Regions from separate parts of the Homo sapiens genome. Here region 2 is linked to region 1. A link is an interaction called in ENCODE POLR2A ChIA-PET data of the cell type or tissue named here. Cell type or tissue: GM12878. All regions are shown on one strand. Links, peaks and the distances in the headings refer to the core of each region. The heading gives the core; the rest is flanking DNA. Region 1 overlaps MYO1C (myosin IC). Region 2 overlaps SLC43A2 (solute carrier family 43 member 2).

Evidence for each region. Peaks named below come from ENCODE experiments on the same cell type or tissue, not always from the same donor. Only the 100,000 strongest peaks of a DNase experiment are listed, where the experiment ranks them.
Region 2: POLR2A ChIA-PET joins it to region 1 with 5 read pairs; 3 of 35 experiments call an interaction of 5 or more read pairs at or near these places.

Annotation. Positions count from the first base shown.
Region 1 is chr17:1,471,113-1,481,606 of GRCh38, forward strand. MYO1C (myosin IC) reads right to left here. Exons shown (of 32, transcript NM_001080779.2): 6 at 9,594-9,773; 7 at 9,415-9,513; 8 at 8,480-8,593; 9 at 8,319-8,390; 10 at 7,504-7,623; 11 at 7,298-7,380; 12 at 6,975-7,080; 13 at 6,779-6,859; 14 at 6,393-6,484; 15 at 3,826-3,920; 16 at 3,700-3,746; 17 at 3,498-3,578; 18 at 1,011-1,116; 19 at 795-912; 2 more. Among named protein-coding and RNA genes, the nearest start is that of MYO1C, 16 kb to the right of the region's middle. RefSeq lists a silencer at 2,820-2,909 and enhancers at 3,720-3,849, 4,000-4,069. In GM12878, for the core only: a CTCF peak has its summit at 2,243 (motif pointing left); DNase peaks (open chromatin) are centred at 2,899 and 3,859; H3K4me3 peaks cover 1,581 bases; H3K27ac peaks cover 2,002 bases.
Region 2 is chr17:1,602,085-1,614,529 of GRCh38, forward strand. It overlaps SLC43A2 (solute carrier family 43 member 2), which reads right to left. Exons shown (of 14, transcript NM_152346.3): 5 at 11,111-11,187. It also overlaps the pseudogene RN7SL105P. Among named protein-coding and RNA genes, the nearest start is that of SLC43A2, 21 kb to the right of the region's middle. RefSeq lists an enhancer at 4,459-5,224. In GM12878, for the core only: no CTCF peak of the experiment used is centred there; a DNase peak (open chromatin) is centred at 5,447; H3K27ac peaks cover 2,659 bases.

The sequences.
Region 1 (10,494 bases), core at 1-8,000:
ACAGGGTCTTGGGGAAGCGGATGAAGATCTTGGTCCTGGGAGAGCAGTAGTGATCAGCCCGGGGTTGCCACTCCCATTCCCCGCAGGCACCCGGCACGGACACTACCCACCTGCCCATCTTGTACTCTTCTGGCTTGTAGCCCAGGTGTCGGACCAGCACAGCCACCCCATCCTGCGGCCGTCCTGCCCACGTGGGCCACGTCTCTGGGCACAGTGACTTGTACCTGGGGACAGGAATGCACGCGGCTCCCACCCCAGTCAGCAGCCTGCCCTGGGGACCCCAATCAGCTTTCTCTGGGCACCTGCTGGGTGCTCCCACTGACTCGTTCACAGCTAGCAGGAGGCTCACTCGGTCACTGCCCCCATTTTAAAGATGAAGAAACCGTTCTTATCTACCTAAGGCCAAGTAACTAGAAAGTGGCAGAGATGAAATTCAGTTTGACCCCCCAGGCCCCCGACTCAGAAGAACCACAAAGCTGCTCCACCCTTTCGGAGCCCCTTGGAAGCTGCCCTACAAGGCTTGCTGTCTGCCTCTGGTGCCCGGCACGTGGACGGAGGCCTCCTGTACCCCTGACCGGGTGCTCCTGGAGGGCACGGCCTGGGGGAGCCGGGTATTCTTTCCACCCAGCCTGATGTCAGGACCGCAGCACCAAGGGCCTCCACCAAGGGCAGCCCAGGGCCTCCGCATCCGCATTTCTAAAATGGGGCCGAGAACCCTTGTCTGCCCTCATGGGACCTAGGGGCTCCTACCCTCCCGCTCCCCTTCCCTGGCACCGAGCAGGACCTGCCCCCACCTTTGCAGGAAAGCTTCGTATTTGCGGCGATAGGCAAAGCCGGCTCTGCGCACGCGCAGGTTTTCCAACAGCCCCAGGTACTTCACCTGGTGGCGGATCAGCACCTCGTCAAAGCGGCCTGGGGTAGGGGGAGCGCCGTGGTCAGCGGGCTGGCGCTGACGGCCTGTCTCCTGCAGGGGAGGCCCGGCCCCGAAGTCCCCCGTGGGAGGGGCCTACCGGGCTGTTTGGCATCATTGGGTTTGATGCAGCGGACGTAGGCGGGCTCCTTAGACTGCAGGATCTCCACCAGCTGCAGGAGGCTCATCTTGAACTGGGTGGCGACCTGGCGAGCCAAGAGGCATGGGAGGTTGGCCGGAGCTGGGCTAAAGCTGCTGACCCCAGCAGCGAGTACCCCACTCCCCTGGCTGGTGACGCGCGCAGCAGCCTCTGATTCTGCCTGGTCCTTACTCCTCCCACCACAGCTTCCTCGCAGCAGAGGAGGGGGCCAGACTCCACCCCTTACCCCTCTGGCTGGGCGAGAGACCTCAGTCTACGAGCCTCACTCCAGCCTAAAACTCCTGCTCAGGTCTCCCAGCAACCTCAGTGCTACACCTCCCTTTAGTGGCCCTTCTTTTTCTTTCTAGAACTTCAGGGCTGCGTTCCTAAACAGCATGTCCCATGCTACGCATTCAGCTAGTATCTGGGTATGCTGCTCTGCGGGACCTGGAAGGATCTCAGGCCTGGCGGAGGAGCACGCTCCTTGGCAAAGACTCACAATCCCGGTGTTCCGAGAGTAGCAGGTGTATGCCTGTGGGTTCTGAGAGCCCCACAAAGGGACAATTCATCCAGTCTGAGGGTTAGGGGGCACCAGGTGACGTCTTCTGGAAATGACGCTCTGCTGAGCTTTAAAGGATAAGGAGGAGGGGCGGGTGAAGTGGCTACAGGGAAGGACTGAGGGGGAGCTGCTAAGTACTCCGGCAAGATCCAGTGGCTGGACAAGGGAGACAAGGAGAGAAAAGAACGAGGGGGCCGGAGCCGGGCGCGGTGGCTCACGCCTGTCATCCCAGCACTTTGGGAGGCCGAGGCGGGCGGATCACCTGAGGTCAGGAGTTTAAGACTAGCCTGGCCAACATGGTGAAACCCCATCTCTACAAAAATAAAAAAATTAGCCGGGCACGATGGCGGGTACCTGTAATCCCAGCTACTCGTGAGTGTGAAGTGGGAGAATGGCGTGAGCCCAGGAGGCAGAGGTTGCAGTGAGCCGAGATCGCGCCACTGCACTCCAGCCTGGGTGACAGAGCGAGACTCCGTCTCAAAAACAAAAACAAAAACAAAAAAGGGGATGACACCCAGGTTTCTGGCCTGGGGGACTGGGTCAAAGAAGGAGAAAGCCTGGAGGGGCAGACCAAGGGCCCGTTTGTTATAGACCAGTGGGATCTAGGGTGCCCTGGGGCCACCTAGGGGAAGAGGATGAGATACACGAGTCTGTGGCTTGCTGGAGAGGCCTGGGCGGGAGGGTGTGTAGGCATCCTCAGCAGGGAGACGCTAGGGCCGGGAGGATGTGGTGCTTCGGGAGAGGGTGGGGTGGACGGCAGCAGCGGGCAGGGGCACAGTGAGCCACACCCTGGGCAGCATGTCGCCTGCATGCCCTCCCTGCCAGGCAGTCTGGCTTCCACCTCCCTATGGACTCACTGACCTCACTCTTCTGGGGCTCCCCTGACCCTCTTTTTGCCAAGCCCAACAGCCGTACCTCCGCCTTCAGCTCGCTGGAGCCCTCCCTGCATCTGGCACCCTGGCCATGCCTGCCTTTCCCCCGGTCCTTCTCCTTGATGCCATCGCTTTCCTGCTCACCTCATGGCCTTTTTAGACTCTCTGTGTCTGGACTGGGCCCTCACTATAGGTTCATCTGACATTCCCAAGTCATCTCCAATGCTTCCTCCTCCAGGGAGCCTCCCCAACCCCTCACCCCTTCCGCCCCGTCAGGCCGTTTGCTGTTCCCTCTTCTAAGTTTGCAAAGCACCCTGTGCACATGTTGCTGCAGGCACACCCACTCATTGTGGTACCTCAGTGCCTGGCAGTGTCTGCTATAAATGTCTGCTGAGTGGGTAGACACATGACAGCAACCGCACAGAGGCAGCTGTCAACATATGGGCACCCACAGAGACAGACGTACACAAGGATTCCCCTACAGACACAGCCCACACTGAAGACACACGACTCCACTATAGACACAGCACACACACACAAGTAGGCAAACAGGGACAGGCGTGGTGGCTCACACCGGTAATCCTAACACTTTGGGAGGCCGAGGCAGGTGGATCACCCGAGGTCAGGAGTTTGAGACCAGCCAGGCCAACATGGTGAAACCCCATCTCTACTTAAAATACAAAAAATTAGCCGGGCATGGTGGCAGGCGCCTGTAATCCCAGCTACTCAGGAGACTGAGGCAGGAGAATCGCTTGAACCAGGGAGGTGGAGGTTGCAGTGAGCCCAGATTGCGCCACTGCACTCCAGCCTGGGCAACAGAGCGAGACCCTGTCTCAAAAAAAAAAAAAAAAAAAAAAAGTAGGCAAAGAGGCACCTAAGGCAGCCCCCTACAGACACCTGCAGATGTGCACGGGCTCACACGCGTTCACACGCACGCTGCCAGCTCCCAGGCTCACACAGGCCCTCATGCACACTCAGGCGCATGCACCCCTGCGCCCGGTCCCGCCACCTCCTCACCGTCTCTGGCCGCTTCTTGTCACTGAGCTCGCTCCGGTCAAAGCACTGGCTCATAATGGGATTCTTTGAGCTACACATGGTCTGTGTGGGCAGAGCCGGGGTCAGGGTGGGGCACAGGGACAGGCAGGACAGGCTCCTGGACACAGGTGCAGAGCTGTGGGCTATCCCCACCCCCACCCCGGCCTCCCCACGTCCTCCTCACCTCCTTAAGGTTCCGGAAGAGAAGGTCATTGTTTTTGTCCAGAAACCCTGGGAGGGGAGAACCGACGTGAGGTGAGACAGAGCCTCCCCGCAGGCCCCTGTGGGGACACAGCCCCAGGATCCTCACCGGTCACGCTGTAGGTCACCTCCCCCGCATAGTGCAGAAGGCGGAATTCCCCTCGGCCCAGAGATTTCCTGGTCCGCTGGTCAGCCAGCTTGTGCCTGGGGGTGACAGGGAGGAAGCTGCAGATGGCTGCCGGCCTGAGCCAAGCCCTCTGCCTGCTGAAAGGGCCTCAGGAGCAGGAACCAGCTGCCCAGGTGCACCCCAGGCCGGGCACAGTGGCTCACGGCTGTAATCCCAGCAGTTGGGGAGGCCGAGGTGGGTAGATCACAAAGTCAGTACTTCGAGACCAGCTTGGTCAATATGGTGAAACCCCATCTCTACCAAAAATACAAAAATTAGCCAGGCGTGGTGGTGGGCGCCTGTAGTCCCAGCTACTCAGGAGGCTGACAAAGGAGAATCGCTTGAACCTGGGAGGCAGAGGTTGCAGTGAGCCGAGATGGTGCCACTACACTCCAAAAAAAAAAGAGCAGGTGCACCCCCAGGGCTGGGTCACTGAGGCAGGCCAGGCAGGGCCAGTGGCCTCCCTGATCAGAGCGGACCATGGAGGCTCAGAGAGGTAGATGGCCTTGGCCAGGGCCACACAGTGCCAGGACCGGGACCTGGGCCTCCTGACGGCCAGGGTACGCTGCAGGGAGGGAAACTCTCGTTGCTTCGGCCGCTGCGGGCTCTGCTCAGAAGGGGTGGTGAGCTGCGCACTACTTTTCAGAATGGAATCTGCTGCCCCAAGAGAGCACTTAAGTCTTAGGCGTGTTTATACCCTTTCACCCATTTGCTTTTAAGAACTATTTCAAGCAGCTAACCAGAGACACGGACAAAGATTGAAGGCACGGAGATGTTTGTGGCAGCCTTGTGATTCCAGCAGAAACCTGGGAGGCTGGCCAGGGGCCCCGAAGGGCTGGGTGAGAGAGGGGAGTATCTGTGGGTCAGAACCGCTCCAGGAAGTGTTCTGAGGAAAATGTTGTTTGATGATACGGGAAAATGTGCAGGATATTTACCCTGAGCCTTATACACAAGTTCTCGACTACGAAAAAAAATGCATAGAAAAAGGCAGGAGGGAAATGCCTCACACAGTTAACAGCCATGGCCTTTGGGCGACGGGATCACAGGTGGCTTTTGCGCACATTCCAACTTTGCTGTAATAAGCAATATTATTTTTATAATCAGGAACAAGTTTTTAGTATTTATTATTTAATGAATCAGGCAGCCCCTAAACCCGAATAGATTCAGAGAGACTCCTAGAAACAAGTCTTTTTTTTTTTTTTGAGACGGAGTCTCACTCTGTCATCCAGGCTGGAGTGCAGTGGCACCATCTCAGCTCACTGCAAGCTCCGCCCCCCAGGTTCAAGCAATTCTCCTAGCTCCCAAGTAGCTGGAATTATAGGTGCCCACTACCACGCCTGACTAATTTTTGTAGTTTTAATAGAGATAGGGTTTCACCATGTTGGCCAGGCTGGTCTTGAATTCCTGACCTCAGGTGATCTCTGCCCACCTAGGCCTCCCACAGTGTCGGGATGACAGGCGTGAGCCACCACGCCCATCCAGAAACAAATTTTCAATATATTATTATGCAAAAAATACTCATGGCTTTGGCATTCAACAGCCCTGGCACTGACCCCAGCTCGGCAACCCAGATGAGAGCTAATTTTGGGGAAATGACTTCGCCTCTTGGAGTCTCAGTGAGAAAACACCAAGAACCCCTCAAGGAGCAGCTGCAGGTGAAGCGACGACATGCACAGCATGCATCAGACCGCGCTGGACAGAGGCGCTTGTTCCTGTTTCTACCTCTCCCCACTTCAGAGGATTCCTTCAATAAAAATCAATTTCCAAACAAGGAAGATGAAAAATCTTAGCAAGTTTCATTCTCAAACAAGAAGAAGGAGGAAGCCAGGCTACTAGTGTCTTGTTTTTTGTTTTTTTTTTTGGGGTTGAAGTCTCACTCTGTCGCTCAGGCTGGAGGGCAGTGGTGCGATCTCGGCTCACTGCAACCTGCACCTCCCGGGTTCGAGCGATTCTCCCGCCTCAGCCTCCCGAGTAGCTGGGATTATAGGCACCTGCCACCACACCCAGCGAATTTTTGCATTTTTAGTAGAGACTGGGTTTCACCATGTTGCCCAGGCTCGTTTTGAACTCCTAACCTAAGGTGATCCACCCGCCTCAGCCTCCCAAAGTGCTAGGATTACAGGCGTGAGCCACTGCACCTGGCCTTCTTTCTCTTTTTTAAAAAATTCATTATTTATTTTTTTCCCTTTTTTTTTTTTTTTGAGACGGAGTCTCGCTCTTGTCACCCAGGCTGGAGTGCAGTGGGTTGATCCTAGCTCACTGCAACCTCAAAACTCCAGGGCTCAAGTGATGCTCTTGCCCCAGCCTTCTGCATAGATGGGACTCCAGGCGTGTCAGCATGCCTGGCTAAGCTTCTTAGTTTCTGGACACATGTGAGGGGTCCTTAACTCAGCACCGTCCCTGGTCACCTCCTTGTGGCTGGTGTTTTGTGATGGCGGAGGGACTCCTGCACTCCGCAGGCTCTGCTGCAAGTGAGCCCTTGCCCCCAGCAGCCCCGCAGCCCCACTCACGTCAGGAAGTGTGGATGGTGCTTGACAGTATCCTCCAGCTTCTCCAGGAAGGTCAGGTCTGTGGCCTCCCCGGGGCGCAGACACTCCTCATCCTGGGGGGTGTGGCACAGGGGGAAGGACGTATGGGGGACAGGTCAGAGCGCACAGAGGATTGGGGTCACCGTGCTGGGAGGCACAGACACAGGGGAGGGGCAGATCACAGGGAGTCTCCACAGAGAGCTTCCAACTGGGGCGGCACCTCCCTCCATCCTCCATTCACAGCTCTGCCCTGTCTCTACTCAGCCCCAAACTCTGGCCCTCCGTGGACCAGCCTGGAGAGAACGGAGAAGGGGGACATCCTCCCACCCAGCCTCCAGCACCAGGCCTTGGAGGCGCAGAGGACTCACCAAAATCGAGATGATGCCCTTAAACTTCTCCTCCACCAGATCACAGATGATTTTGTTGTTGAAATACTGGACGGGCTCCCACTGAGGGGCAGAAGGGAAGGAAGGGATCACCGTGGGGTCCTGGCACCCTCTCCCAGGGGCCCCGATACCCAGGCTCCCCGTGGCCCACGGAGAGTGCCCCCAGGCTAGCACACACCGCGATGCCCTCTGCCTCGTACTCCTCCTGCTCCGACTTGAGCGTGAGCTCGATGAAGAGCTGCTGCAGCTTCTCGTTGCAGTAATTGATGCAGAACTGCTCAAAGCTGTAAGGAAGGAGAAGAGCCCACAGTGGCTCAGTGGGGACACAGGACCAGGAGAGGGGAAAAGCTGGACGACGCCCCTGAGCACAGGAGGTGAGAAACACAGAGACAGTCCCCGGCTGGCTGGGGAGTCACAGGGCAGGAATGAGAGGCTGGAGGACAGAAGAGAGGGAGCAGGACAGGAGACCGGGAGGAGAGACGGGGGAAAGATGGCACCGACCTGTTATGCTGAAACACTTCAAAGCCATAAATATCCAGGAGCCCGAGAACCGTGGTGCTCCGCCAGCTGGGGCTCTCCACGTCCTAGGGCAGTCATTCAACCGAAGGCGTGGGCCCCCTGCGCGTGCCAGCCCCACCCTGCAGCACCCCCCGCCTCGCCGACGGCCCTCCCTTCTGCCTTGGGAGCAGTGTGGACCGAGCCCTCACCTTGGAGGCCAGCGACCTGTTGATCTTCCCGACGAGCCAGGTAAAAGTGCGGCTGTACACAGCCTTGGCGAGGGCGTCTCGTGCGTACGCGGCCTGCTCCAGGTTCAGCGGGCTCAGGAGCTGTGGACGCAGCGTGAGACAAGGAGATGAATGCCACAGAGCCTGTGCATCCCACCTGCTCCCAGGCTCAGGCAGACCAGGAAGCCGCCACCACTCTGCACTCCCAGCTCCAGCAAGCCTGCAGTATGGGGAGGGGTGCTGGTAGTGGGACCTCAGGGAGGACAGGTGGCCACCCCAGAGGGAAGGTGGTAGAGGGACAGGAGGCCTCCTTCCCGAGGTGGGAGTCTGGTTCTAGCCGGACTGTTACTCTCTTCCTATGTGACCCTGGCCAGCTCACTGTGCTGCTTCTTTTTTTTGAGACAGAGTCTAGCTCTGTTGCCGTGATCTCGGCTCACTGCAACCTCCACCTCCCGGGTTCAAGCGATTCTCCTGCCTCAGCCTCCCGAGTAGCTGGGATTACAGGCGCCCGCCACCATGCCCGGCTAATTTTTGTATTCTTAGTAGATGGGGTTTCACCATGTTGGCCAAGATGGTCTCGAACTCCTGACCTCAGGTGACCTGCCCACCTCAGCCTCCCCAAGTGCTGGGGTTACAGGCGTGAGCCACGGCGCTCGGCTCTCACTCTGCTTCTCTGAGCAGCCTTCCTTCCATCCCTCCAGCATTGCTGAGGGAACCAGGCGAAGGGGAGTGATGGGAGTAGGGGCTGCCTTGGAACAGCTGCCCCTCCACACCCGAGGGCAAGGGCCCGGCCTCACCTCCTCCCCCTTGGCGATGATCTTCCTGTGTGTCAGGGCTTCTCGCAGCGTCGAGCCTTCCACGCTGAGGAGCTGCCAAGGGCAGGCGAGGACACGGTGAGGGTGCACCCCCAGCCCCCGCCCCCGCCGTCCTCCCGTCGCCCTCTGCCCGCCCCACTCACCCTGGTCAGATACTTGAGCTGGTTCTCGGTGGTGACCTGGGCATTGCTCTCCTCGTTGGCAGCAAAGTGGATGTTGCCCAAATGAAGGACGCTGGCCACGATGCTCAGCAGGTCCTGGGGGAGCAGGCCGGGGGCAGGAGGGGGTGAGAGGGGCCAGAGAGCCCCAAGAGGGCAACTAGCAGATGGCCATGCAGGGGTGGGTGGTGAAGTGTCGGAGAGAAGGGGCTGGAAGTGGGAATGGGTGTTAAAGGTGGAAGGTGATTCTGCGGGTGGGATGGGCACGGTGGCTGACGCCTGTAATCCCAGCACTTTGGGAGGCTGAGGCGGGAGGATCATCTGAGGTCAGGAGTTCGAGACCAGCCCAGCCAACATGGCAAAACCCCATCATTATTAAAAATACAAAAATTAGCCAGGTGTGGTGGCAGGTGTCTGTAATCCCAACTACTCAGGAGGCTGAGGCATGAGAATCACTTTAACCTGGAGGCAGAGGTTGCAGTGAACTGAGATCGCACCACTGCACTCCAGCCTGGGCGAAAGAGCGAGACTCCATCTCAAAAAAAAAAAAAAAAAAAAAAAAGGGATTACTGGCCCACGCCTGTAATCCCAGCACTTTGAGAGGCTGAGGCAGGCGGATCACCTGAGGTCGGGAGTTCGAGACCAGGCTGGCCAACATGGTGAAACTCCGTCTCTACTAAAACTACAAAAAATTAGCTGGGCGTGGTGGCGGGCGCCTGTAATCCCAGCTACTCGGGAGGCTGAGGCAGGAGAATTGCTTGAACCCAGGAGGCGGAGGTTGCAGTGAGCTGAGATTGCACCACTGCACTCCAGCCTGGGCAACAAGAATGAAACTCCGTCTCAAAAAATAAAAAACAAAAAAAAAAGGAGATTTTGGGGGTGTGACAGGAGGAAAGCGAGGGTCCCGGAAGAGGCCTCACCTCCACTTCATCCTCGGTGAAATCAATGACTGTCAGAGCCTTCCTGACGACCTTCCAGTCACTCTTGTCGTTGATGGAGGAGACTTTGGCACACTGGCCCTGGAGGAAGGGCACAGCTGGGTTGCCAGCCCTGGCACCAGATCCCTGGGTGGCACCTGCCCTCCCTGCCAGCCACTCACCTTCACCAGGTACAGGTAGCTCTGGGGGTTCCGTTCCAAGCCCAGCCTGCGAAGAGTCTCCTCCTCGCCCCCCTCCAGCAGCTGGTAGAAGATGTGGAAGTTCCGCTCCCCATGATTCTGGTGCACCACTCGTGACTTTTCCAGGAGGTAACTGAGGATGTGGCCACCCACGGGGGCACCCTGTGGGCAGGGCAGGGCATGAGGCCGGGTCACGGGGACTGGGAAAAGAGCCCACCTGCCCCTCTTCTCCCCTGCACTCCTGGGCTTTGGCAGCCAGACCTGGATGCCAATTCCAGCCCTGCCACTAGCTGCGTCGGCTCAGGCACGCCACCCACGCTGGACTCAGTTACTTCATCTAGGAAATGGGGAGATTCAACTCCAACGACCTGGCTGCTCCACCTGGATGCCTGACAGGTATCGCAAATTCAACAGGCCTGAAGCTCAACACCGGACCTTCTCCCTCTTCAAACAAGCTCCTGTTAGTGTCTGCCCTCCTTGGTCAGTGGTGACTACATCCTTCTCGTTGTTCAAGCCAAGGACTTGGCAGTCCTCCTGGAAGCCTGTGTTTCTCCAAACCCTACATCCAATCAGGCAGCTCATCCTGCTGCCTTAACCTTTAAAACATCCAGAATCCAATCACTGCTCGCCACTTCCACTGCACCACACTGGTCTGAGCCAATGTCACCTGTCACCTACATGATGACATCAGCCCCCTAACCGTTTTCCCTGCTTAGCCTGGTTCCCCTCCCATCTATTCGTCTACTCCCAATCTCCCAGTGAAGCAGCTAAAGTCATTTTTTTATTTTTTATTTTTGGAGACAGGGTCTTGCTTTCACCCAGGCTGGAGTGCAGTAGTGCAATCACAGTTCACTGCACCCTCGAACTCCCGGGTTCAAGCAAT
Region 2 (12,445 bases), core at 2,386-10,385, 130 kb after region 1:
GGTGTGCGCCGCCCTCCTGAAGGTGCGTGTGGGTCGACAAGGGTGCACAAGCGGCAGGGGGCTGCATAGCAAGGTCTCCTTCAGCTTTGTTTTAATTATTTTTATAGAGACAGGGTCTCACTCTATTGCCCAGGCTGGTCTTGAACTCCTGGATTCCAGCGATCCTTCCACCTTGGCTTCCCAAACTGCAATGATTACAGGCATGAGCCACTGCACCCGGCCAATCTTTGTATATTGATTTTGTGAAGGCTCTTTATGTATTAAAGACATTCATTCACAGGCCGGGCACGGTGGCTCACACCTGTAATCCCAGCACTTTCAGAGGCCGAGGCAAGCGGATCACCTGAGGTCAGGGGTTTGAGACCAGCCTGGCCAACATAGTGAAACCTCGTCTTTACTAAAAATACAAAAATTAGCCGGACATGGTGGCAGGCACCTGTAATCCTAGCTACTTGGGAAGCTGAGGCAGAAAAATCGCTTGAACCCCAGAGGCAGAGGTTGCAATGAGCCGAGATTGTGCCACTGCACTCCAGCCTGGGCGACAGAGCGAGACTCTTGTCTCAAAAATTAATAAAAATAAAATAAAATGAAGACATTCACAGTTCTATATACTATGAATAAATTTTCCTAGTTTGTCATTTAACTTCTTAATTCATGGTGTTTTGTTTTTTCAGTTTTTTTTTTTTTTTTTGAGATGGAGTTTCGCTCTTATTGCCCAGGCTGGAGTGCAATGGTGCAATCTCGGCTCACCGCAACCTCCACCTCCCGGGTTCATGCGATTCTCCTGCCTCAGCCTCCCAAGTAGCTGGGATTACAGGCACCCGCCACCACACCCGGCTAATTTTTGTATTTTTAGTAGAGACAGGGTTTCACCATGTTGGCCAGGCTGGTCTCGAACTCCTGACCTCAGGTGATCCACCCGCCTCAGCCTCCCAAAGTGCTGGGATTACAGGCGTGAGCCACTGCGCCCGGCCGAGGGTTTTAAAGATCATAAATAGGGTAGGTATTAACAATAGTTACTATTATGATATGTGTTATGACTTCATAACAGGGAAAATCTTCTGGTCAAGCTGCTCCTGGGCATAGCCAACGAGGGAAGTGTCCTCTGGCAGGAACCACAGCTCTGGGAGGAAGAAAAGGAAGCCGACTACAGGATAAAACACAAATTAGTATTCCCCTTTAAATAAATAATTAGTGTCCACAGAGATGGCCTTTCTTCTCCTGTCCTTGTTATTCTGTTGTGACCACACATTGACTGCTGTCAGGATGTTTATGCTTTGGGTTTCACTGGTCAAGGTCATCCTTCATGTTCTCTTCAGAGAGGTTTCATTTGACACAAATGCTAGGTACTCCCTAAAAGCTGAAACACACTTTTGACCACCTATTTAAAAACTTTTATTGGTCAAAAAACACCATGAGGCCGGGCGCGGTGGCTCACACCTGTAATCCCAGCACTTTGGGAGGCCGAGGCAGGGGATCACCTGAGGTCAGGAGTTCGAGACCAGCCTGGCCAATACGGTGAAACCCCATCTCTACTAAAAATACAAAAAATTAGCCAGGCGTGGTGGCGTGCACCTGTAATCCCAGCTACTCGGCAGGCTGAGGCAGGAGAATCGCTTGAACCCAGGAGGCAGAGGTGGCAGTGAGTTGAGATCGCGCCATTGCACTCCAGTCTGGGCAACAAGAGTGAAACTCTGCCTCAAAAAACAAAACAAAACAAAACAAAACAAAAACTTAAAGATTAGAAAAGTCAAGGGACTCCCCCAAGCTAGTAATGGTCAGATTGGGGATTCAAGCCAGGCCAAGCCTCTGTGTGTAGGCCCCAGGCCACGCTGCCTCTCTGGAGTCTCCTGTGGCTCCGGCCAATACACACTTCAGTTTGGATCCCACGGCTTTTACATGTGCCTTATTAAGATCCAATCTGCGCCCTTCAACTAGAGGTTTATTTTTCATTCATTTACTTATTTATTTTTTGAGACAGAGCCTCACTCTGTCGCCAAGGCTACAGTGCAGCAGCACAATCTCAGCTCACTTCAAGCTCCACCTCCCTGGTTCAAGCGATTCTCCTGCCTCAGCCTCCCGAGTAGCTGGGATTACAGGCATGTGCCACTACGCCACGATGCCCAGCTAATTTTTTTTTTGTATTTTGAGTAGAGATGGAGTTTCGCCATGTTGGCCAGGCTGGTCTCGAACTCCTGACTTCAGGTGATCCATCCGCCTCGGCCTCCCAAAGTGCTGGGATGACAGGCGTGAGCCACCGCGCCCGGTCATTTTTTTAAATTTGTTTTTGGAGATGAGGTCATGCTGTATTGCCCAGGCTGGAGCGCAGTGGCTATTCACAGGCATGATCCCTCTACTGATCAGCAGGACACTTTTGACCTGCTCTGTTTCTGACCTGGGCCGGTTCAGCCCTCCTTAGGCAACCTGGGGGTCCCTCACCCCCCGGAGGTCACCACACTGATGCTGAACTTAGTGTAGACATCTCATCAACACAGCACGCTATTGTGCAGAACTCCTGGGCTCAACTCATCTGCCCACCTCAGCCTCCTGAGCAGCTGAGACTACAGGGGGATACCACAATGCCCAGTCCCCAACTAGAGATGGCTTACATTCCTTCTGAAGCTCCTTTTAGACCCATCTGCCCCCTGCCCTCACCTCCTGCTGTTGCCTTCGGCTGACCTCCCCATGGTCCAGCGCCACAGCATCGGATGGGCTTGCATTTGCCTGTGGACTCCCGTAGGTCATCCTGACATCTGGGTCACTCCCCACATTCCCCCTCTCGCTCACTCCGTCCCCAGCTTCCCTGCCTCCACCGGTCTCAGCTGCGCATAATGGCTGTTCGAAGCCGCGGTGCCGGAGTGAGGGCTGAGCGCTGAGCAGAGCGCCCTAGCGCGGGCCTCGAGGGCTGGCGGAGGGGAAGGACCCCAGGAGGGGAAGGACCAGCTTTGCTGCCAAGCAGGAAGCCGGAGCTGTTTCCTGACTCACCACCACACTCACAGGTGGGAGTGCAAGCCCCTCTTCCCGCCCTCAGGTGCTTCCCACAGCCCCCTCGCCGCCTCTGCCTCCGTGCGGGTCAACCTGTCCTGCCAGCCCGGGCTGTTCACTCACTGCCTCCACGCAGCCTCAGTCACACAGGGAAGCCCGTGACTCTCTCTCTTTCAGCCCCCTGGCTGCAGCATAAACAGGCCGGACTGTGTGACCTTCCCAGAGGGGAAAACAGCAGCTGCAGGCGGCCCCTCCCCTGGCATTCTGGCCATAGAGCATGACCACCGGACAGGAGTGCCTGCAGGGCCAAGGCCCTGGGACAGTGCGGGCGCGGGAGCTTCTCTAAGATGCCGGACGTACGTGCCTTTTGGCCCAGGGCAGGCCATGGCATTGCTGGCAGGCAGAAACAAGGGGCAACCGTGGCACCCCCGGCCCTGACTTTCCACATCCACGGACTCCCGAGTCCTCCCTGGCCTGCAGGAGGCTGGGGAGCTGGGTGGTGGGTGGGGGCTGCGGAGCTGGGAGGTGGGTGGGGGCTGGGGAGCTGGGTGGTGGGTGGGGGCTGGCATTCTGGCCCTCGGGTCCCCTCCAGAGGGAGCCTTGTCCCCAAGTGGCTGGAGTACACACCCAGAGTTCTGTACAACCTGCACAGGCCGGGATCCCGGAACCAGACTGCACAGGTAGACTCTGCCAGGCTGGGCTGTTTCCTACCCACAACAACCGGGCACCTCCAAGCACATGCTGCCCGGGACAAGGTCCTTGTGGTCACCTTTCTGCTTCAGTGCTGAAGGGAGGGGAAGGGTGTGCTCCCCTCCCCCGGCCACCTCCTGTGCCTTCCCGGCCGGGTCCAGTCCTGCCAATACCGCTGCCCTTTCCGTCTGAACGTGGTCACATACTGCAGCAAATTCATGAGGCAGAACCCTCAGATGGCAAATTCTCCCCAAACCAATGGCAAGTAGCTGACTGCCTGAGCTTCCCCAAGGTACAGGACAGAAAGAGAGGAAGGTGGGGAGGCACAGCAGGCACTGGGCACTGGCAAGTCCCGCTCACCAGGCACCTAGACCCTCCAGAGCTGGCCGGGGGCCACCGCGGGACCCTCTCCTGGACCCTCCAGAGCTGGCCGGGGGCCACCGTGGGACCCTCTCCTGGCTGCAGACGCGGGGTCTACTGAGCCACGGCACTAAACTCCTGTCCCCTCTCTGGGGGCATCTGCCATCCTGCCCTCCTCTCCAGGATCTGAAGAGGGATGTTTATCCTCTTCACTTCCCTCAGATCCCACCTCCCATGAAATCATGCCTTCCTCAGGTTTAAAGTCAGACTTGAAGGAATCAAAAGGGAAAATCCACAGAGAAATGTCTCATCGGGGAGCCTGGCAACATTTTGAAACCCGCTTTTCTGTGTGGCTTCTGCTGAGAAATCCCCATCCCACCCACGGGGACAGGGGTCAGAGTAATGGAGTGGAAATGGCAGGTTCACAATTTTGGCTACAGCTGCTCCCATCTCTAAGCAACCCAGGCTCCGGGTTGGAGGGTGGCGACCCCAAGATGCGGCCTCAGCCGCCGGCCGTGTTTGTGCTCCAGCCGATGAAGCGAGTGCAAAGGGCTGTACAAACGCGAGGCACTGAACAAACACTGAGCGTGCCGTCCAGATGTCCCGGGGGAGGCTGAGGATCCACACCGTGGGGAGTGCTCTGCCCCCATGGAGTGACCTGGCGTCCGCCCTCCACGGATGGCACGCGATGGCCCAGGCCCTGTGCTGCAGGGCCCTGGGAGAGCCAGCACTGGCTACTGGGCAGCCTACCTGACGCGACAGCCACCCTTGCCCCTCGGAGCCTCCACTTGGGAGGGAAATACCACCATGGGTGCCGACCTCTTGGGCTCTGGAAGGATGGCTCATGGCCATCTCCTTCTGGACTACAAGGAAAAGGCGTGTGCCCGCTTGGAGCCCCCTCTCCTACCAGTGGGGGTAACAGCTCGCAGCCCCTGGTCATCTGTATTTAGACCACAGCCCATGCAGCACAAAGGCCCCGGGACCCAGGAAGTCCCCGAATTAAGGCTTCCACAGCGCCGTCCCCTAGAGTCCTGGGTTATCACAGAGCTATTATCCACAGCCCCAACATGGTTGTTGAAGATTGGAGTTAGAAATTCCTAAAGGCGACCCTGGAGACTCCTTTGTCCCCCAAATTAGAACACGGGTGGGAGACACAAACAGAAAGTGCCATTGTGCCCTGAGCTTGGCGTCTCTGGGAGCTGATCCCGACAGTTCTGCTTTCTGAAGTCCTGGGTTGTATCAGAATGAGATTCGGCTCTGCTCAGCAGAAGCCCCAGTCAGCCCAAGAGTGTTGCTTAACTGCTTCAGCCCTGTCCTCACTGACCTCATTTCCCTTTTGGGGTCTGTTCTCAAGGAGCAGGCACTGGAGCCCTCATCAGAGGCCTCAGGGGGCAGGGGAATGCCCATGGAACTCCCTCCACCCTGGGGGGAGGCAGAAAGAGATGACTTAGAAGGAGAGCTGGCCCATGCAACCAGAGGGTGTGGGTGTGAATGGTGGGTGTCAGCACATGCCCTCAGACGAGGAACAGTGACGTAGCAGCTTCCTGGGGCCTCTGGACCAAGGGTTGGCAAACTTTTTCCATAAAGGGCCAGACAATAGACTTTTTTTTTTTTGAGTCAGAGTCTCGCTCTGTCACCCATGCTGGAGTGCAGTGGCACAATCTCAGCTCACTGCAACCTCTGCCTCCCGGGTTCAAGCAATTCTCCTGCCTCAGCCTCCTGAGTCGTGGGGACTACAGGCGCCCACCACCACATCTGGCTAATTTTTGCATTTTTAGTAGAGACGGGGTTTCACCATGTTGGCCAGCCTGCTCTCAAACTCATGAGCTCAGGTGATCCACCCGCCTCAGCCTCCCAAAGTGCTGGGGTTACAGGCGTGAGCTAGTGTGCCTGGCTAAGACAGTAGACCTTTTGGGCTTTACAAGCCATATGGCCTCTGTCACGACTGCGTTGACTCTGATGAGATACCACAAAAGCAGCCACAGACAGGAGCAAACAGGCACAGCTCTACCCCATGAAGTTTTGTTTACAAAAACAGGCAGTGGTCTGGATTTGGCCTGGCAATGGCGGTTTGCTGACTCCTGCTCTAGATCAAAAAATGAAAACCTTGAAGAACAAACCAACAGCCTCCCTTAGACAGACCTCTGGTAGCCAAACGCTTCAAATGGTGATCAGGTGACTCTCTTGCCTGGTCACTCTCTAGCCTGTGTAGCTTTTTGCCTCCAGTGGGAGAGCAAAGAGTGAATAGAAACGCTCCTGCCACAGTGGTTTGTGTGTTTTGTTTTTTTTTTTAAGACGGAGTCTCACTCTGCCACCCAGGCTGGAGTGCAGTGGTGCGATCTCAGCTCACTGCAACCTCCGCCTCCCGGGTTCAAGCAATTCTCCCACCTCAGCCTCCCGAGTAGCTGGAATTACAGGAACATGCCACCATCCCAGGCTAATTTTTGCATGTTTAGTACAGATTGGGTTTCATCATGTTGGCCAGGCTGGTCTTGAACTCCTGGCCTCAGGTGATCCACCCACCTTGGCCTCCCAAAGTGCTGGGATTACAGGTGTGAGCCACCGCACCCGGCCACCGCAGTGGTTTTTAGCCTTCACACAGACCTGCCAGAGGCCAGTGAAAGTAATGGACCCTCCCCTCCAGAAAGACACAGCTGAGCAGCACCTACACACGCTTTGTTGGCATGGAATTTCAAGGGTGTGCACGGCTCTCCTGAAGCTTACTCATGGACCATGTAGAGACCTGAAAACCCCAGGGTAAGATCTCCTGCTCACTCGGAAAGAACACTAGTGTCTTTGTATTTGAAAGAGCTCTTACGAGTCACTAAATACTAATAATAATAAAATCAAGAGCACTGTAGAAAAATAGACAAATGACACAAAGAAGCAATTCACAGAAGAAATGCAATTTACCAATAAAGAGGAGAAAAAATGCTCTGTCTCACTAATAATGAAATAAATTTTAAAAATGGCATGTCGTTTTTCATAGGATCAGAGTGGCTATGTTTTAAAGAGGAATGACATGGCACTGGAAGGGACATGGAGGAAAAGACACTCGTGTACGTGCTGGTGGGCCTGTGGTGGCAGGCAGGCTTTTTTTTGAGACAGAATTTCACTCGTCGCCCAGGCCGGAGTGCAGTGGCGCAATCTCGACTCGCTGCAACCTCTGCCTCCCGGGTTCAAGCGATTCTCCTGCCTCAGCCTCCCAAGTAGCTGGGATTACAGGCGCCCTCCACCAAGCCCAGCTAATTTTTGTATTTTTAGTAGAGACGGGGTTTCACCATACTGGTCAGGCTGGTCTCGAACTCCTGACCTCAGGTGATCTGCCCGCCTCAGCCTCCCAAAGTGCTGGGATTACAGGCGTGAGCCACTGCGCCCGGCCAGATAACATTTTTAGAAGACTATTTAACAGTACATATTAAATTTTAAAACATGCTAATCCTGTGGCCCAGGGCTGCCAGGAACTTATTTTACAGAAATACATGTACAGGGATGCTCACTTCAGCAGCATTCATAAATTGGAAAAATTGGGAACCAAGCCAAAAGTCCATTAGTTGGAAACAGGTTGAATAAATGATGGTCCATCTATATTAAAGAATAATATACAGAACTGCTTAATAATAAGGCAGATCTCTAAGTACTGACAGGAAAGGATGTAAAAGATACATTAAGGGAAAAGGCAAGTTATCACAGTTCTTTTTTTTTTAAGAAAAAAAAAAAGAATAACACTGGTACATGCAGATCTTTTAAATACTGAAGAAATATATTCCAAACTGATGAAGACAGGCTGATAGAATTTTTTTTTTTTAAACGGAGTTTCGCTCTTGTTGCCCAGGCTGGAATGCAATGCCGCGGTCTCGGCTCACTGCAACCTCCGCCACCCAGGTTCAAGCGATTCTCCTGCCTCAGTCTCCCAAGTAGCTGGGATTACAGGCGTGTGCCACCATGCCCGAGTAATATTTTTGTATTTTTAGTAGAGATGGGGTTTCATTTCACCATGTTGGCCAGGCTGGTCTCGAACTCCTGACCTCAGGTGATGGGAACCTTCTCAGCCTCCCAAAGTGCTGGGATTACAGGTGTGAGCCACTGCGCCTGGCAGGCTCATAGAAGTTTAGTCTACAATTCATATTTCTGAAATGTTAAATTTTTACTTTTATTTTTGGGACAAGGTCTCGCTCTGTCACACAGGCTGGAATATAGTGGTGTCATTGTGGCATACTGTGGCCTGGAACTTCTGGGCTCAAGCCTTCCTCCCACCTCAGCCTCCCGAGGAGCTGGGACTACAAGCAACTGCCACCATGCCCTGGCTAATTAAAAAAAAAAAAAAATTGGAGAGACAAGGTGTCTCGCTATGTTGCCCAGGCTGGTCTCAACCCTGGCCTCAAATGATCCTCCCACCTTAGCCTCCCAAAGTGCTGGGATTACAGGTGTGAGCAACTGCTCCCAACCTGAATTTTTAAAATAAAATCATTTTTGGGCCAGGTATGGTGGCTCACACCTGGAATCCCAGCACTTTGGGAGGTCAAGGTGGGAGGATCTGTTGAGCCCAGGAGTTTGAGACCAGCCTGGTCAACATAGTAAGACCCCATCTGTAAAAAATGAAAATAAAAAATGTAATGAAAAAAATTTTGTTTTATAATTATAAAACATAAAAAAAGACAAAGAATTCTTACTGGCCTATTAGCTCCAACCGCAGGGTCCCTTTTAAAGTCTTTCTTTTTTTCCTTTTTTTTTTTTTGAGGGGGAGTCTTGATCTTGTCACCCAGGCTGGAGTTCAGTGGCGCGATCTCGGCTCACTGCAAACTCCGCCTCCCGGCCTCAAGCGATTCTCCTGCCTCAGCCTCCCAAGTAGCTGGGATTCCAGGGACCCACCACTGTGCCCAGCTAATTTTTGTATATTTTAGTAGAGACGGGGTTTCACTATCTTGGGCCAGGCTGGTCTCGAACTCCTGACCTCATGATCCACCACCCCCATCGGCCTCCCGGAGTGCTGGGATTACAGGTGTGAGCCACCGCACCCGGCCTAAAGTCTTTCTTAACAGGGATTCTTGGTCGTTTTTCAGACAAAACACCTCTCGGCATTTCGGGGTGTGAGGTCCTCAAGCTCAAGGACCATCTCGTTCCTTTATCCCTGAAATTCAGGCCTGCCGTGACAGAGGCGTCGCGTGACTAAAATAATGGAGGTGAGGCCAGGTTTTTAGTTTTCATGCTGATGAAAGAGCTGCTGGTTTTCGGCCGAGCGCCGTGGCTCACGCCTGTCATCCCAGCACTTTGGGAGGCTGAGGCGGGCAGATTGCCTGAGATCAGGGGTATGAGACCAGCCTGGCCAACATGGTGAAACCCCGTCTCTACTAAAAATACAAAAATTAGCGAGGCGTGATGGTGCACGCCTATAGTCCCAACTACTCGGGAGGCTGAGGTAGGAGAATTGCCTGAACCCGGGAGGCGGAGGTTGCAGTGAGCCAAGATTGCGTCACTGCACTCCAGCCTGGGCAACCGAGCAGACTCAAAAAAAAAAAAAAGAAAAAGGAAAAAAGAAGAGGTCCAGAAGCCCCCAGAGCTCCCTCAAAGCTAAACAAGAACCCTTCAATGGCACGACAAGGGAAATCAGAAACCAGAGTGTACCACAAATAGTAATGGTAGGTACTGTGTCTTAGAAACTTTTTCACCGGTAAACTGATGCAGGCGAGGTTTCCTTGATGGACAGAAGCCTCTCTGAAGAAGCTATTATTCTCACTTCTTTCCCAATGGCCAGCTCGGAATGGCACAATTGCCCAACTGGGCGAGCCCACAGAGTTCCCTTCTTCCCTCTGGGAGAGACTTTTTGGTTCCTCTTTTGACTTTCTTTTTTGTTGTTGTTTTTGAGACAGAGTCTGGCTCTGTCGCCCAGGCTGGAGTGCAGTGGCTTGATCTTGGCTCACGGCAACCTCCGCCTCCCAGGTTCCAGCAATTCTCCCGCCTCAGCCTCCGAGTAGCTGGGATTACAGGCATGCACCACCCGCCCGGCTAATTTTTGTATTTTTTAGTAGAGACGGGGTTTCACCATGTTGGCCAGGCTGGTCTCAAACTCCTGACCTCAAGTGATCCGCCTGCCTCAGTCTCCCAAAGTGCTGGGATTTCAGGTGTGAGCCACCATGCCCAGCCCCTTTTTTGACTTTCTTTCTTTCAACCCCACCTTCCTTCTGCCTCCCTGACATCAAGAAGGAGCATATTTTGTGATGTCCTGGGGCTCCCAACAAGGGGGTGCTTAGTACCCCGAGAAAACATCTCCCCCAGGCGACTGTCTGTGCCCGGGCACGGAGGAAACAAGAGGAGCAGAAGACCAGATGTTCCCTGCATTTTCCATCTGGCTCCGGACAAAGGCAAAGGTTGAGGCAGTTCCACGGGAGGCGGGTGGTCAGGCTGCTCCATGAGCCGAAGCTCCCGGAGACCCTGATGACAGCTGCCGAGGAAAACAGGAAAAGAAAGTGGGCGGCAGCGTTTTGTCTTCCTGCCTCTGCCTTCCTTGGGCACAAGGCTAGTGAGCTGCTTCCGCAGCATCAAAGCCCAGATCAGAAGGCAGGGAATGTCGGCCAGGCCAGGTGGCTCACGCCTGTCACCCCAGCGCTTTGGGAGGCCAAGGCGGGTGGATCACCTGAGGTCAGGAGTTTGAGACCAGCCTGACCAACATGGCGAAACCCCATGTGTACTAAAAATACAAAAATTAGCCGGGTGTGGTGGCGCACGCCCATAGTCCCAGCTACTCGGGAGGCTGAGGCAGGAGAATCGCTTGAACCTGGGACGCGGAGGTTGCAGTGAGCCGAGATCCCCCCACTGCACTCCAGCCTGGGCGACAGAGCAAGACTCCGTCTCAAAAAAAAAAAAAAAGGCAAGGGATTGTGAAGCCACGCCCTGCTGCCTGTGGACCTCAGCTGAGGAGGCCCTGCCAGGCCACCTCGCCCATAGCCCCTCTACTGTTTGGGACACCCAGGCACATGCAGGCACATGGAAGGCAAGGAAACAGAAACCAATCAAAGCGGCCTCAAATTTAGAAACAGATTACTGAACTACAGAGCTTTAAAAAATCTGTACTCACTGTTAATGAGGTGAAGGTCATACACATCCCACCAAAGCCATTCAGAGCCAGGGCGATGAAGATGAGCACGGAGAGAGCTGCAGGGACATGGAAAGCTCGTGAGTGGAGACCCCAGCTGAGCTCCAGGGAAGCCGGGACCAGCCCAGAGTCCTGCGCGGTGCAGGCTCCCAGTAAATCCAGTAAACGCAGGCCGGGGTTAGTACCTGACATCTGGGGAGTGGAACTGCCCCTTTCTCACCCCCTCCTCTAGGCCTATTTCTTTTTCTTTTTTAATCGAGACGTAGTTTTGCTCTTGTCACCCAGGCTGGAGTGCAATGGCACGATCCTGGCTCACTGCAACCTCTGACTCCCGGGTTCAAGTGATCCTCCTGCCTCAGCCTCCCAAGTAGCCGGGATTACAGGCATGCGCCACCACACCCGGCTAATTTTTGTATGTCTTGCCATGTTGGCCAGGCTGGTCTCGAACTCCTGGCCTCGGGTGATCTGCCGATCTCAGCCTCCCAAAGCGCTAAGATTACAGGCATAAGCCACCATGCCCAGCCTCCTCTTGCCTATTTCACAAAGCGTGGGCTCTTGAAAAAGCTGCACACCCATCTTCTTTTCTCCAATTAATATTAGCAGTGTCCAGGCGCAGTGACTCACACCTAGAATCCCAACACTTTGGGAGGCTGAAGCAGGAGAATTGCTTGAGCCCAGGGGTTCAAGACCAGCCTGGGCAACAAAGTGAGACCCCATTTCTAAAAAAAAGTTAAAAATTAGCCAGGTGAAGCCAGGCGCGGTGGCTCACGCCTGTAATCCCAGCACTTTGGGAGGCTGAGGCAGGTGGATCACGAGGTCAGGAGATCAAGACCATCCTGGTTAACACAGTGAAACCCCATCTCTAATAAAAATACAAAAAATTAGCCAGGCGTGGTGGCGGGTGCCCGTGGTCCCAACTACACAGGAGGCTGAGGCAGGAGAATGGCGTGAACCCGGGAGGTGGAGGTTGCAGTGAGCTGAGATTGCGCCATTGCACTCCAGCCCGGGCGACAGAGGGAGACTCTGTCTCAACAACAACAACAAAAAAATTAGCTAGCTGTGTGTGTGCGTGCCTGTAGTCCCAGCTACTCTGGAGGCTGAAGTGGGACGATCGCTTGAGCCTGGGAGGTCCAGGGTGCAGTAAGCTGTGACTGCACCACTGCACTCCAGCCAGGGTGACAGAGAGAGACCCTGTCTCTAAAACAAAACAAAACAAAACAACAACAACAAAAAAACAAACAGCAGCGAGCAGGAGGCCTAAGAAACCAAAAATACAGGTTCCTGAAAATCAGTAGATGAGCCTGGCTAAGATTTTGG